Regions from separate parts of the Homo sapiens genome. Here region 2 is linked to region 1. A link is an interaction called in ENCODE POLR2A ChIA-PET data of the cell type or tissue named here. Cell type or tissue: Panc1. All regions are shown on one strand. Each heading gives the region's core, and the rest is flanking DNA. Links, peaks and the distances in the headings are about the cores only.

What was found. Peaks named below come from ENCODE experiments on the same cell type or tissue, not always from the same donor. Only the 100,000 strongest peaks of a DNase experiment are listed, where the experiment ranks them.
Region 2: POLR2A ChIA-PET joins it to region 1 with 18 read pairs; 2 of 35 experiments call an interaction of 5 or more read pairs at or near these places.

What each region holds. Positions count from the first base shown.
Region 1 is chr2:45,136,901-45,143,782 of GRCh38, reverse strand. LOC107985809 (a long non-coding RNA gene) reads left to right here and starts at 453. Exons shown (of 3, transcript XR_001739190.2): 1 at 453-580. In Panc1, for the core only: no CTCF peak of the experiment used is centred there; no DNase peak of the experiment used is centred there.
Region 2 is chr2:45,339,521-45,346,402 of GRCh38, reverse strand. No RefSeq gene overlaps it. Among named protein-coding and RNA genes, the nearest start is that of LINC01121, 88 kb to the right of the region's middle. RefSeq lists enhancers at 1,532-2,349, 2,350-3,168. In Panc1, for the core only: no CTCF peak of the experiment used is centred there; no DNase peak of the experiment used is centred there.

The DNA of each region.
Region 1 (6,882 bases), core at 1,526-4,025:
AGTCATTACTGTCTATGGAGTCTCTTCACTTTAATCCTTTGTCTCCTAATCCTTGCGTCCAACAGCCTCTCCCTAGCTCTGATAAATGTTGTCAGCCTTTCACTTCCATCTCATTCTTTTCTGAGTGGGTTGGGGCCTTTAGCTCCTAGAGGTGGAACACCTGCAAGACAACCTGAGCATCATTTCGCTAAAGAGCTCTAATTGTCCTCTTCCTTGAGTTGCATTACCAAGGGCCCTTTCGACAGTGTGTACCAGGTTCCAAGGTGGGAAGGGATGGAAGCAGCCTATGGAGAGTAGAAAAACCCCATCCCATCATAATGGACTTTCATTTCCAGAACCCACCCCCACACTCATGCTGTCTACTACAGCACAATGTATGCCTATGACTTAGGAGGATTTAGCACTCTGTGAGGCTAAACTTCTATTTCTTCTCTCTCCACGCAGGCAAAGCTGTTTGCATATTAGCCCTGAAGCTTGTGCAGTGAGGCAGGATAGAGGAATGGGAACAGCTGGAGCCAGAGAGACCTGCTGGGAATCTGGGCTCAGCCACTTTTGACCTGCATGGTTTCTTGCAAGTCAGGTAAAACTTCTCAGGACATTAACTTCTTCAGATTACTTACCTGCAAAGGGCACTGCAAGGATGATCAATCAATCGTGTGTGTAAATTGCCAGGCATATCCTTCATGCTCAATACATGATAATTACTATTATTATGAGAAGAGAGAGTTCAATGAGAGCCAGGATAGTCTGTAAGTGACAGGGCTTCAACTAGGCAGTGAAGAAAAAGCAAAGAGTAGAGATGCAAAAGGAAAATGGGGCCAGGTATGGTGGCTCACCCCTGTAATCCCAACACTTTGGGAGGCAGGAGGATTGCTTGAGGTCAGGAGTTCAAGGCCAGCCTGGGCAACACAGTGAGACCTCATCTCTACAAAAAATCAACAGATTACCTGGGTATGGTGGTGCATGCCTGTAGTCATGACTACTCAGAAGGCTGAGATGGGAGGATTGCTTGAGCCTAGGAGATTGAGGCTGCAGTGAGCCGTATTTGCATCACTACACTCCAGCCTGGGCGACATAGTGAGATCCTGTCTGAAAAAATAAATAAATAAATAAATAAATAAATAAATAAATAAAAGAAGGAAAATGGGATGAGGGAGGACATTCCAGACAGGGGGCATCCCATGAGCACAGGCAGGTAAGCAGGAATGAACATGCCCCCTCCAGAGGATGAGTGAGAGAGATAAATGGGATTAAAGGTGGGGCAGACAGAAAGCTGGGGTGAGGGACTTGAAATTGAGGCAGCAGAAGGGATCGGTGGAAGGTTCTGGAGTTCATGTAGGTCTTGTGTTCTACAGTTGAGTCCCCTTCTAGGCTGTGTGCCCACAGTGTAAATACCAGCATCTATAAAACACCTCCTGTTATTCTCACTTCCTCCTCCACCAGACAGGGGTCCGGTCAAGTCCTGATGCTCTTTGGTGTAGAGCTGCCCTCCAGCAGCCAGTCTCCTTGCAACTCCTCTAGGGGAATTTAGGTCATAGTACTATTTCATGGTATTTCTGGGAAGATAGTAAGGCCAAATGAGGCTTATTTCACCAAACTTTGAAAGTTTGAGCCAAAGCTGTCACCATAATTGCTGCTGTGTAACACAAACCTGAACCTATACTCTGTCACCATTTCCACGAACACCTAATAGAAGTGGCCTCCAAGAAAACAGAAATCTATGAAATTATTAGTTTTGACCATCAAATTTGCATTTGTGCTAACACTGAATAACCACTCAGCCACAGATCAAGTTTAAAAAACCATGAAGGTGCCTATGATGTGCTCCCTACATATCAGGTGGAGATCATGAATCTGATGGCAATAAATTCTTAAATAGAGAAAGTGCTTGCAAATTTGACATCAGAAACAGTGTACGTGTTCAGCAGGCTTTATGGGTGAATTTCTATTTCTGAGAACTATTTTATGTCCCAGCACTTCCTGAAACAATATCAGAGTAGGTGATTTAAAAGATAGCAATGTCAACTTTCAAGCAGATTCGCGCAAGAAAAGGGAGTGCATTTTATATTTTTCTTTGGTGCTCTCTTAATAGTGTTGATAGTGTGAAAACATTCTGATGAAAACAGATAACCTAAGTCAATACTGCAAATATTTTTGCCATTGCTATTTAGCCTACACTGTGGCACTTTGCACATGAACATGTGACACTGGGCAGTCATTCTCATGTTGCACTTGTAGTATATTTTATTTATCTCAATAGATTATGATCTCATTGAAAGAGATAAATGTTTTCGGTTTCCTTTTAATCCCCCCTGTTAGTACCCTATACAAGGTCCTTCATCTACTCTGTATGTTGTTAATTAATGGATGCTCTTCGTTGGGAGGGATGCTCTCAAAACAAAATGCAAGGCCAGGTGCGGTGGCTACGCCTGTAATCCCAGCACTTTGTGAGGCCGAGGCGGGTGGATCACCTGAGGTCAGGAGTTTGAGACCAGCGTGGGCAACATGGCGAAACCCCATCTCTACTAAAAATACAAAAATTAGCCGGGCATGGTGGCACGTGCCTGTAATCCCAGCTACTCAGGAGGCTGAGGCACAAGAATCACTTGAACCTAGGAGGCGGAGGTTGCAGTGAGCCAAGATTACGCCACTGCACTCCAACCTGCATGACAGACTGAGACTCCATCTCAAACACAGCCAAACAAACAAAAAAAACAAAAAGCAAAGCCAAAAGCATCTTGAACAACATGGGCATTTAGGAGCTCACGTGACAAGAAGCGGAGGGGCAGGGCAAGAGCAGGAGTGGGCACTGCAGAGACTTGGTACAACATTAAAGACCCAGGCTCTTGCCATTTCCCTGCTCCATCATCCTCAGTGTGTGCATTTTCTTAGTCACCATGCTCCACACCCAAGTGCAGGAATTGCCGTTTCCCCTTGCTGTTCTTTCAAAGAGGGAAATCTTTCCCAGAAGCCCCAAGACTACTTCCCCCCAGGTCCCATTGACCAGGACTGGGTCACATGTCCAAGCCCAGACTGCTGCATGGAACCTTCATGATGGGAGGTAGGCACTATTCACCAAGAAGCAATGGAGGGGGTGATACTGGAGAGGCCACCAAAAGTCTGCTCCTTTTTCTGTATGTAGAGGATATCTCTAATTTGAGATGAGTGTTAACAGTGGAGAAAACAAAGTTCAGAAGTAGTGGGGTGGGTGGAGGTGGGGTATAGGTTGGCAATTATGGATACTGAGTGCCTTGTTTGAAGAAAATCCCCCAACCCCTCCAAGCCTGAAAACTTTAAGTCATGAAGAAAGTAGTAGAGAATTGGCCGGGCGTGGTGCACAGTGGCTCATGCCTGTAATCCCAGCATTCTGGGAGGCCGAGGTGGGAGGATCACTTGAGGTCAGGAGTTCGAGAACAGCCTGGCCAACATGGCAAAACCCTATCTTTACTAAAAATACAAAAATTAGCCGGGCATGGTGGTGGCGTCTGTAGTCCCAGCTACTCAGGAGGCTGAGGTGGGAGGATTACTTGAACCTGGGAGGCGGAGGTTGCAGTGAACCAAGATTGTGCCACTGCACTCCAGCCTGGGTGACAGAGTTAGACCCTGTCTCAAAAAAAAAAAAAAAAAAAAAGAAAGTAGTAGAGTATCAAGTTGGTCCTGTAGCAAGTTCTGTTTACTACTCAGTTCCGTAAATTGGCTAAAACCATGGAGACGGCTGCGATTGTCGTGGTCACCCCTGAGACACTGGCTGCTGTGCATATGTGTTCCATTACCTGCCCCGTCCGTAAAGACATGAAGTACTTTGCAGCTAATCTTCCTTACAGATGAAATGAGTACTGGTAAGCTATTAGCAAAGATAAAGAGCAAATGATAATTTGTTGACATATGCTGTTATGTAATTGTGTCACATTAAAATGGGATAGAATGGTTAGTGATCTGATAAAGCCACCAGCTGAAAAACGAAACCTCTCTTCTTCAGTGGGTGCCTGTGACATCAAGGCACTGATCAGGACAGAAGGTATTTGAAACTCTGGAAAAAGGAAATCTAAGTTATCTCTAAGTAACTTAAATCAATGAAATACTATCATATCTATTAATATATTTCACATATATGGTACACATGTGAAATATATGTGGTATATATGTGAAATATTAATATATAAGATATACAACATTGACATTTAACACATGACATGTATAACAATGTATCACATATGTATTACATAGAATAAAGTAGTATTTCAATTTATAACAAATTACTTTCTTTGTTATGCCTCCTTTATGTAAGTTAGATATATCAGTTTATGTTATCAAAGTAACACCTGTACAATAATTCCAGTAATGTAGGTTGATGGGTTTGACACACAGAAATCACTTCAGGAAATGTATTGCCACAAAGGGAATGGAAGGGAATAGAATGAGAAGGGAATAGAAGTATCTACATACAGCAAAAGGACATTATGTTTCCAGGCACCCGCAAACAGGAGGCTCATCTCCCTGTCTTATCTGGCTTTTCTGGGACATCACCCTCAAAAGCAGAGTTTTCTTAGGTGTTATGCACTCACGACAGACTAAATCCTTAGGAAAACCTTGGTGCCTCTGTGGGGAACTTCACAAAGCTGTTAAATGTTTATTCCTCTTAAAGTATTTGGCAAAAGTCGACACCTGAATTCCAGCCAGCAGGGTCTGCCTTGAGGAGCTAAGGATGAATGGGTCTCAGGAAGAGCAGATTTTCCCAGGCCCTGGTCACTCACCACCCTCTAGCCCAGCTCGTAAGGCCCAAAGTACTTAGCATAAGAGAGTGACCTCTTGGCCTCCGTTCCTCCCTTCCTCTTCTGTTCTGTAAACTGAGCACCTTCATATGGCCCAGAGGCTGAGGGGCAGAGATGAAAGGCAAGGTGTGGACCCTGCTCTCATCTCAAAGAGCTCAGAGGAGACACACAAAACACTCACGAGCTCAATGCTGTTGGGCAAATGGAACTGAGCATAAGTATCCTCTTCCCCTCCCCGTTCTTGGACACAGTAAAAGTTTGAAGGTCTTGGGTTTCCCTGGGTGTTCGTTCTCCCATTGGGGTGCACCCCATTCTTGTTTCAAACCAGAACACTCTCAGGGGGCAAAGAAGCTGCCCCTGAGGGTAAAGATTGAGAAAAAAAAAAAAGCCCTGCCATTCTCAGAATGTAGAGTTCCCCGGGGCAACAGTGAAGTAAATATTGTCATGGCGAGGTTGATTCCTCCTGCGCACACCCAGTGTAGAGTTGCAGGCAGGTCTTAGTCACGCATCACGACAATGGGGTGGGATAAACACAGACTGTGTTGAACATTTCCAGCCGGGGGTGGTGGGCTTCCCCTGAGGGCACAGACACAGGTCCTGCCAGCAAGCCTTCTTCCCACGCTGCTGTTAGCCTGATGCCTCCCTTCCTCCTCTGTCCCTGAGTCCCAGGTGCACTGAGGAGTTCAGATGTATGAGTGGTGAGTTGATGTGCCATGCCCAAGCTAGGAGGAGCTCCTGGATTTGTTGCAGGGCCAGCTTCATGGACATGAAGCCTGGGCAGTACAAGGCCCCGCCCTCAGATGGGCCTGCACTTGGCTTAATGCTCTACAGTCATCATCTTAAAATTCTGAACAATTTTTGGTCAAGGAGCTTCACAGTTTCATTTTGCACCAGGTGCCACAGATTATGCAGCTGGCCTGATTTGCTGTGTGGTTAGTCCTTAAAGAGGTTGGGCTCATATGCAGAAAATTGGGAATGGATCCCTTCCTTATGCCAGTTAACACAAGATGGATTAAAGACTTAAATGTAAAATGCAAAATTATTAAAACCCCGGAAGACAACCTAGGCAATACCATTTAGGACATAGGCATGGGCAAAGATTTCATGACAAAGACATGTAAAGCAATTGCAACAAAAGCAAAAACTGACAAATGGGATCTAATTAAAGTAAAGAGCATCTGCACAGCAAAAGAAACTATCATCAGAGTAAACAGACAATCTACAGAATGGGAGAAAATTTTTGCAAACGATGCATCTGACAAAGGTCTAATATCCAGCCTCTATAAGTAACTTAAAGAAATTTACAAGAAAAAACAAACAACCCCATTCAAAAGTGGGCAAAAAACACAAACAGACACTTCTCAACAGAAGACATACATGTGACCAACAATCATATGAAAGAAAGCTCAACATCACTGATCATTAGAGAAATGGAAATCAAAACCACAATGAGATACCATATCATACCACTTAGAATGGCTACTATTTAAAAAGTCAATAACTAACGGATACTGGCAAGGTTGTGGAGAAAAAGGAATGCTTATACATTGTTGGTGGGAATGTAAATTAGTTCAACTATTGTGGAAGACAGTGTGGCGACTCCTCAAAGACCTAAAGACAGAAATACCATTCGACCCAGCAATCCCATTATTGGGTATATACCCAAGGGAATATAAATCATTTTATTGTAAAGACACATGCATGTGTATGTTCATTACAGGACTATTCACAATAGCAAGACATGGAATCAACCTAAATGTCCATCAATGATAGACTGGACAAAGAAAATGTGATACATATACACTATGGAATTCTATGCAGCCATTGAAAGGAATGAGATCATGTGCTTTGCAAGAACATGGATGGAGCTGGAGGCCATTATTCTCAGCAAACCAATGCAGGAACAGAAAACCAAACACCACATGTTCTCACTTATAAGTGGGAGCTAAATGATGAGAACACATGGACATGTAGAGGGAAACAACACACACTGGGGCCTATCAGAGGGAGGAAGGTGGGAGGAGGGAGAGGATCAGGAAAAAATAGTGAAGGGGTACTAGGCTTAATACCTGGGTGATGAAATAATCTGTATAACAAACTCCCATGACAC
Region 2 (6,882 bases), core at 2,222-4,721, 200 kb before region 1:
TGCCAGTGGTTTTTGTAGAGTGAAGTAATGAGTTTTATAATTTTTATTTGATTTAGCCCTCAAGTTGTTAACACCTCCAGTGCAGGGGCTGGGAAGAAGGTTGTCTATAAATATTAGTTCCCAAAGTAAAAATGGCTCTTTCATCTTGGCAGACCTAATTAAGCTGTTGATTAGAGAAGGATCAACACCTCCGTCTGTAACAAAAGACACTGTCTGTCAGTAGGAGGTTCTGTCAGGGCAATTTCTCCTGCAATTTAGAACACTTGGGAGGACAGAACCCAGGCAACTCAGGGTGTCAAAATGGATAGGTCTTACTTCACATAGCTCCCCCACCACAGACACACAGACACACACACACACACACACCCCACACAGCCCCTGGGAGACTGGAAACCTTGCAGCCCAGTCACCTGGGAGGCATTTAACATCTCTTTAACAGAAACAGAAGCTTCAAGCAATAGACAAATTTACTGACAGAATCCGTACCGATTATGGGGCACAAATGGAGCCTGGCAGCTCTGGAATATCTGCCTCTGTTTAGAGGACTCCAGCCAGGACAGCAGTGGTGCCTGGGGAGAAAATGACATTGGAATCTGGCCAGCCCCAGGCTTCCCCATCTACTTCCCTCCAGCAGCACTCGTTGCCCCCCTGGGGCATGCAGCTGTGGCAATCCTCTCCTGGGAGCAGTTACTGGACACTGACTTTCCTTAAGTCTCTATTGCAAAGAATAAGCTTTTTCTATGGAGATTCAGGGAGTCTACCTTGGGATGGTAGGCAGGAATGAGAAGTACCTTCTTGCAAGAAAGCCTGTCCCCCTCAATGTGAAGATCTGCCTGGAGAGCCGGCGGGAAGCATTCACCCAGCCTCCACCCCATCCCCACCCCAAGGCCATTCACAGCAACTGCAGGGAAGTGAGGGAGTCACAGCTTCATTAAATCACCTCCCTGCGACCCACAGGGTGTGATAAATGGAGTGTGTGTGTATGTGTGTGTGTTGGGGGGCAATTTTCTCTGTAGGAAATGGGGATGGCCATTCTAAACTTACTATAATAATAGTTGGCATTTATCGTGCACTTACTATGTGCCAGGCACTGTTCTAAGCACTTTACATATATCAACTCATTTAATCCTCATAATGACCCTATGAAGTAGATATTATAATACTAACCCCAAGTTACAGATGAACAGACTGAGGCACAGCTGACAAGGGAGGCTGTCCTCAACTACTGTGCTCCTGTCTGTGGACCGTGGACACTAGTCTGAACATTTACCAGTGACGCGAGTGGCCCATAGGAGTCAAACTCCCTTTATCAGCACAGACAGTCAAGATGATGTGAGAAGGAAAGATGCTGATGGGGAGAATTCTCATAAGGGAAAAGGATTAAGGAAGTGGATAAATTCATTCGTTCAGTCAATTCATTTTTATTGAGCAACTACTATGCACCAGTTACAGTCTCTGAGTTCGTGGAGAAGAACAAATCAACAAAGAAGTTTAAAAATTGCAAGTGGTGATCGATCCCATGGAGGTAGCAAATGGGACCAAGATAGAGAATGACAGGGCTGGAGGGAGAAACCCACGTTAGAGAGGGCATCGGGGAATGTCTCTCTTAGGTGACATGGAAGCAGGGGCTAGTGTGAGCCATGTGGGGAGCAGTGGGAAGGGCTTCCTGGGAGGGCTGTCATTGCAAAGGTGCTGGGGGAAACAGGCTTGGTGGACTGAGAACCTGAAAGACCAGGATGGCCAGCCAACTGTGAGTGGGAGAAAGGCTGCATGGTGAGGCCGGAGGGTGGGGGCACACAGAGCAAGGGGTTGGGAGAGGGGGACTTTTGATTTGGTTCCGAGAGCAATAAAAATGTATTGAAGAAGCTTGAAAGCTTCCCAGAGGAGAGTGACATAAAAGAACCTTGGCCTTTGTGAGGAGAACGACTGGAGAGCAAAGGAGCAGGCAAGGCCAGGGAGGCAGGAAGCTGCAGCAGCAGCATGCCTGGGGCCACGGGGTGCTGAAGAAGACCCTGGGGCCCGGGAGCAGCAAAGGAGAGAGCAAGCCACTCCTGAACATGTGGCAGCTGCTGGGCGAGGCGGTGTTTCCTCTAGAAGGACAGCATCTCCAAGGGGTGTTGCCAAGATGGACAGCGGACAAAAGGCCTGGAGTTGCCTCGCAGTTACTAGTAGGCTCCGATGCCATGCCCCTAAGGGATGGAGAAAGGAGAGTGGCGTGTGATGGTGGCTTCAGGAAAGGCCAGAACTCTGGTGCCTGGGGGAGAAAGGGACATCAGAATCTGGGCGGGAAGTGACCAGAAGGACAAGGAGGGTGCCATTCCCTCCACAGACATACCCTGAGCCCCGACCATGCTGCTGGCTCTTGGGCAGCAGGAGAGGGCTTCATGGCTGTGACCTTGGAGGTGGGCCCAGAAGGCTGAGTAGGGATCTGCAGGTGGAAGACAGGTAGGAGGCCTTCCAGGCGGAGCCCTGTGGAGTACAGCGCTGCTTTTCAGAGCCCAGGAGATAGTCACTGTGGCTGCAAGCCCCAGGACTGGGAGGAAGGAGGCCAGGCTGGGAACGGATTGTCAAAGGCTAGAGGGGGGAGTTTTCCCCCAGCAGAGCCCTGAGCCAGGCCACCCACCATGAACAGTCACACAAATGGGGCGGGATCTCAGCCTGGCCTCTTGGCGTGTCAACTCCGTGCCTTCCCTGACCACATGCCCAGGGCAGATCGCTCCGCACGCGCCCCCACAGCCTGCTGGTGGCCACCTCATGTGCTATGCGTCCAGGAAGAGAATCAGTTGCAGCGGATCTAAATGTTAATAAAAACGAAATCCCTGAGCAGTCACTGAAATTAGTCCGGGTATGATTGAAATGCTAAGGCAGGTCTTGTTATTTTTATGAAGCCGTGAATAATATAAGTATCCAATTGATAAAATGTTATTAAAGCTGACAGCCCTTAAGTGATCTAAGTGGTAAATATTGAAATGAGGTCTCTGCAACACTGTGCCCGGGCCTGCGGCGGTAATAAGCATTGAACAATGATTCTGGGGGCTCTGGGGGGCTGCAGAGCTTGGGGGAAGCAAAAACACTCTTCCTCCTAAATAATTAAAGCAGGATTCCAGGGACTGATCGCAGGTTCTTGTAGTGGTTTGTTAATGTCCAAAGGAGCTGGCTTCAGGCAAAACCTCTGCTGGGCTATCCCTCCCTAACCTGGGGTGGGCAGGCAGTGGAGGGGGCTGGCTCCGCTCCCCACGGCCCCCAAGGATCCTGCACCGAGCAAGCTGCATATTTCAGCCTTTATTTATAATATAAACAGACTGGTACAGCCTGAGGGCAGCTAATAGTTGATGAGCAGTGGGGGGCTCCACGTGGGTTAGAGATTTTATTAGCACTGCCTTGGAAAAAAGCCACCATGGAGAGAAATTTAAAATGTGGTGTCCTCCTGATAATTAGATCACTGAAGATGCTGCAGGGAGCATCTTTCTTTACCCTACTCTTAGAAAAAGAAGCCAGAGGCTCTCCAAAAGCTTTCATCTAGCTCATCCTTAGCTATAGCTGGAGTGCTGGGGTGACTTGACCCTCCCTGAGTTGGGCCAGGTGATGAGTGAAGTTGTGCTCAGTCCCTTCTAGGGCTTAGGGATTATGGCCAGAGAAAGTATACTTTAAGCTGATCTGTGGGAGACAAGGAGGTGGGGATATGGATAGAGCCCCTTGTGACTCCTACAATGACAGAAGGGCCAGCAGAGGTGACTGAGCCACAGACTTTGGTCCCAGCCCAGCTGTGTCAGGCACCTTCCAGAACCTGTCTTTAAGGGGTGTGAAGAAAGGGTCAGGAGGCCTCTCTGGTCCTGGGAGCCCTGCTGGGTGTGGTGATAGTGCCTGGATGTCAGGGTTTGGGGCTGGATGGGGAGATCCCACGCTTTAATCCATGCTTCATAATTCCAGGACATACATGCCAAGAGCTTGGGGCCTTTATGTTGAAAAAGTCTCCTTGGCCCAGTGACCCAGAGTTGAGGAGACTGACCTAGGTCTGCAGTGTCTCCTGGGTGGCATCAAGCTGCCTGATATGGTTTGGCTCTGTGTCACCACCCAAATCTCATCTGAAATTGTAATCCCCATAATCTCCACATGTTGAGGGAGGGACCTCATGGAAGGTGACTGGATCATGGGGCAGTTTCCCCCATGCTGCTCTTGTGATAGTGAGGGAGTTCTCACGAGATCTGATCGTTTTATAAATGGCGGATCCCCCCTGGGCTTAACACACTCACTCTCACCTGCTGCCATATAAGATGTGCCTGTTCTCCTTCCGCCATGATTGTAAGTTTCCTGAGGCCTCCCCAGCCATGTGGAATTGCCAGTCAATTACACCTCTTTTCTTTAAACATTACCCAGTCTTGGGCAGCTCTTTATAGCAGTGTGAGAACAGACTAATACACTGCCCTTTTTGGAACAAACTTCTTGAGGATAGAGTGAGGACAGATGAGTCCAGTTATTTACCAAGGTCCTCCAGGCTTCTAGGTGAAAACTGGCAGAAGCCGTCATGGTACAAGAATTGTTTACATAATGATTTTCACTTATAAGATTATTTACTTTTTTCAAAATCTATTTTATAGGTAAGGAAACTGAGGCTCAGAGAAGTTAAGTAACATTAAGTAACGTGTCCAAGTGATACAGCAACATGGAGTCCTTGCTCTAAAAACCCATACTTCTGACTTTAGGCACAGGGAAGAAATGATTCTAAAACATTAAAGCTCCTGTCTCCAGTCTTGATTTTGCCCTTCATTTCCAACAAACTGCTGCTTTTGTAGCATCTTCAGGGTCTTACCTTAAACAAGTTGAGTGGGCTCTCTCAAGCAATTCTGTGGACTGACTCTGCTTTCTGCAAAGCCTTGGAGGAGAAGCTCTGTTGGGAGCTGGCTGTGTCCTGCCTATCTCCCATCACAGTCAGGCCCTGCCCTTCCTCTGTGTTCTCCGTGTGCTGCTCACAGCTGCCATTTACAACTTCCATGAAGATAGAAATTGCTCCTCCCCCAGCCTTGGGCTCTCCACCTCCAGACAATGAAACGCCATTGCACGTATCAATCAGCAGTAACACCTCCTTACATCAGCCCAGGTCTTTTGGGCTCATCATCACACTTAGGCTCACTACAACCCTGTGAGTGGGCAGGGCAGGTTTCCCCAGGTTACAGTTGGGGAAACTGAGGTTTAGAGCAATGGATGTGAACTTAGCCTTGTTAATCAAAGTTTCCTGGTGCAAAAACATCCTTTCTGCCCTGACTCCCTGATGGCCGATGCTGCCAGAGGTAAAAGGCAGCCTGGACTCTTGCTGAGTTGGCAGTGGACCTCAGAAAGCCAGATTCTCTCTGCAGGAGATGAGCATTCTGCTGTGGGTAATCTAATGGAGTGGGACTTGCCTTACCAGCCATTTTTGACATCTGAAAGGAAAGATCGTGGAATATTTTTAAGGAACAGATGGAAGAGCCCTTGGGGATAGGCAGTGGCTTTGAGTGTAGCTCAGGAATAGGGAGCAGTTGGCAAATACACTAAAGAATATTTAAACTAGCGCAAGCTTCAAGTAGCCCACTTGTGTGTCTCAGAGCCTCTTTGGGCCTCTGTAAACAGCAAATCGATTGAGCGTCAGACTGTTTTCATAGCTGTCCTGCACACTGGGAATATTAGATGAAGCAAACCTTTTATTTAGTTCCTGACAGGTAATTAAATTTGCCTCTGCATTGGTTTGTGATCCAGCCAAGGAGCCAGGAGTAGCATTCTGAATGGCTGCAGCTATTTGCTGGAATATTACAACTTAATTTTGCCTCTCAGGTTGTAAGTAGAGATCTTGATTCAGTGGAAAGTTTGACTCAGGCTTGGGGCTCCAGGTTGGAGATTTCATTTTTTCCAGCAGGAGTTTGCTCTCCATCTCAAACATATGAGAGCCCCGTTTCCACATTTTTTCCAGAGTGGCAAACTGTGGGAAAAACTGAACGTTACAAAGTAAAGAAAAACAGCAACTGGCAATAGCAAGGGAAGGAATCCGATGCTGTCCAAAAGACCTGTTTCTTTGGGAATCAGGGTTTATTTCAGTAACAGAAAGTAGTTTTGGATTCTGTGTTCACTGCAAATGCCAAAAAGAGCACCATGGCTCTGAGAATTTTTACAAAGAGCTTGTGAGATTAGGGAGTGCAGGAAGGGCCTGATAGATGTAGCTTTCCTTAAAGTCCAAATGCAGTCTTGGGGATAGTTCTCCATAATCCACCGTAGCCTCTTCCCCGTGCACCGCACCTGGACTCCACGGGTGGCGCAGCAGCCTTGAGCAGCCGAGCAGCTCCGCAGCTCCTCTCCTTCCTGGTATGGGGGGCCAAACTTGCTCCTTGTTCAGCAAATGCCTGGTTCGAAGGATGGAAGAGAGGAGCTACCAGGTTGCGGCACCAAAGTAGAATCACAGAAACCTCATCGTTGAAAGGGACATTGAAGATCTTCACATCTTACCCTCTGCCCTAATCCGTAATTCTATCTACAGCCTCACAGCAAGGGCTTGTCCACACTATGTCTGAATACCTCCAGTGACAAGAAATGCACTATCCACCAAGGCAGCCTTTGTATCTCTACATAGCCTTGTTCTTCCCTTTACAACCTGAGGTGGGTCTCCCTTTAGCTTCTTCCCTGTGGTCCTTCCTTGGAACCATATGGAAAAGCTCGATTGCTCTTCCACCTGGCACATGTAAATAATGCTCAATAACTGCTGTCTATGAGTATGATTTCTGAGCCCCATGAACCCAAGCTCCCTGTGTACCGCTTGCCCCTTCATTTTGCAGCTCACCCTCAAGCACGATATGGTTTGGCAGTCTGGTTCTGCTGCCTGGAGTTTTCTGATGCATTAGTAATACCACTATTAAG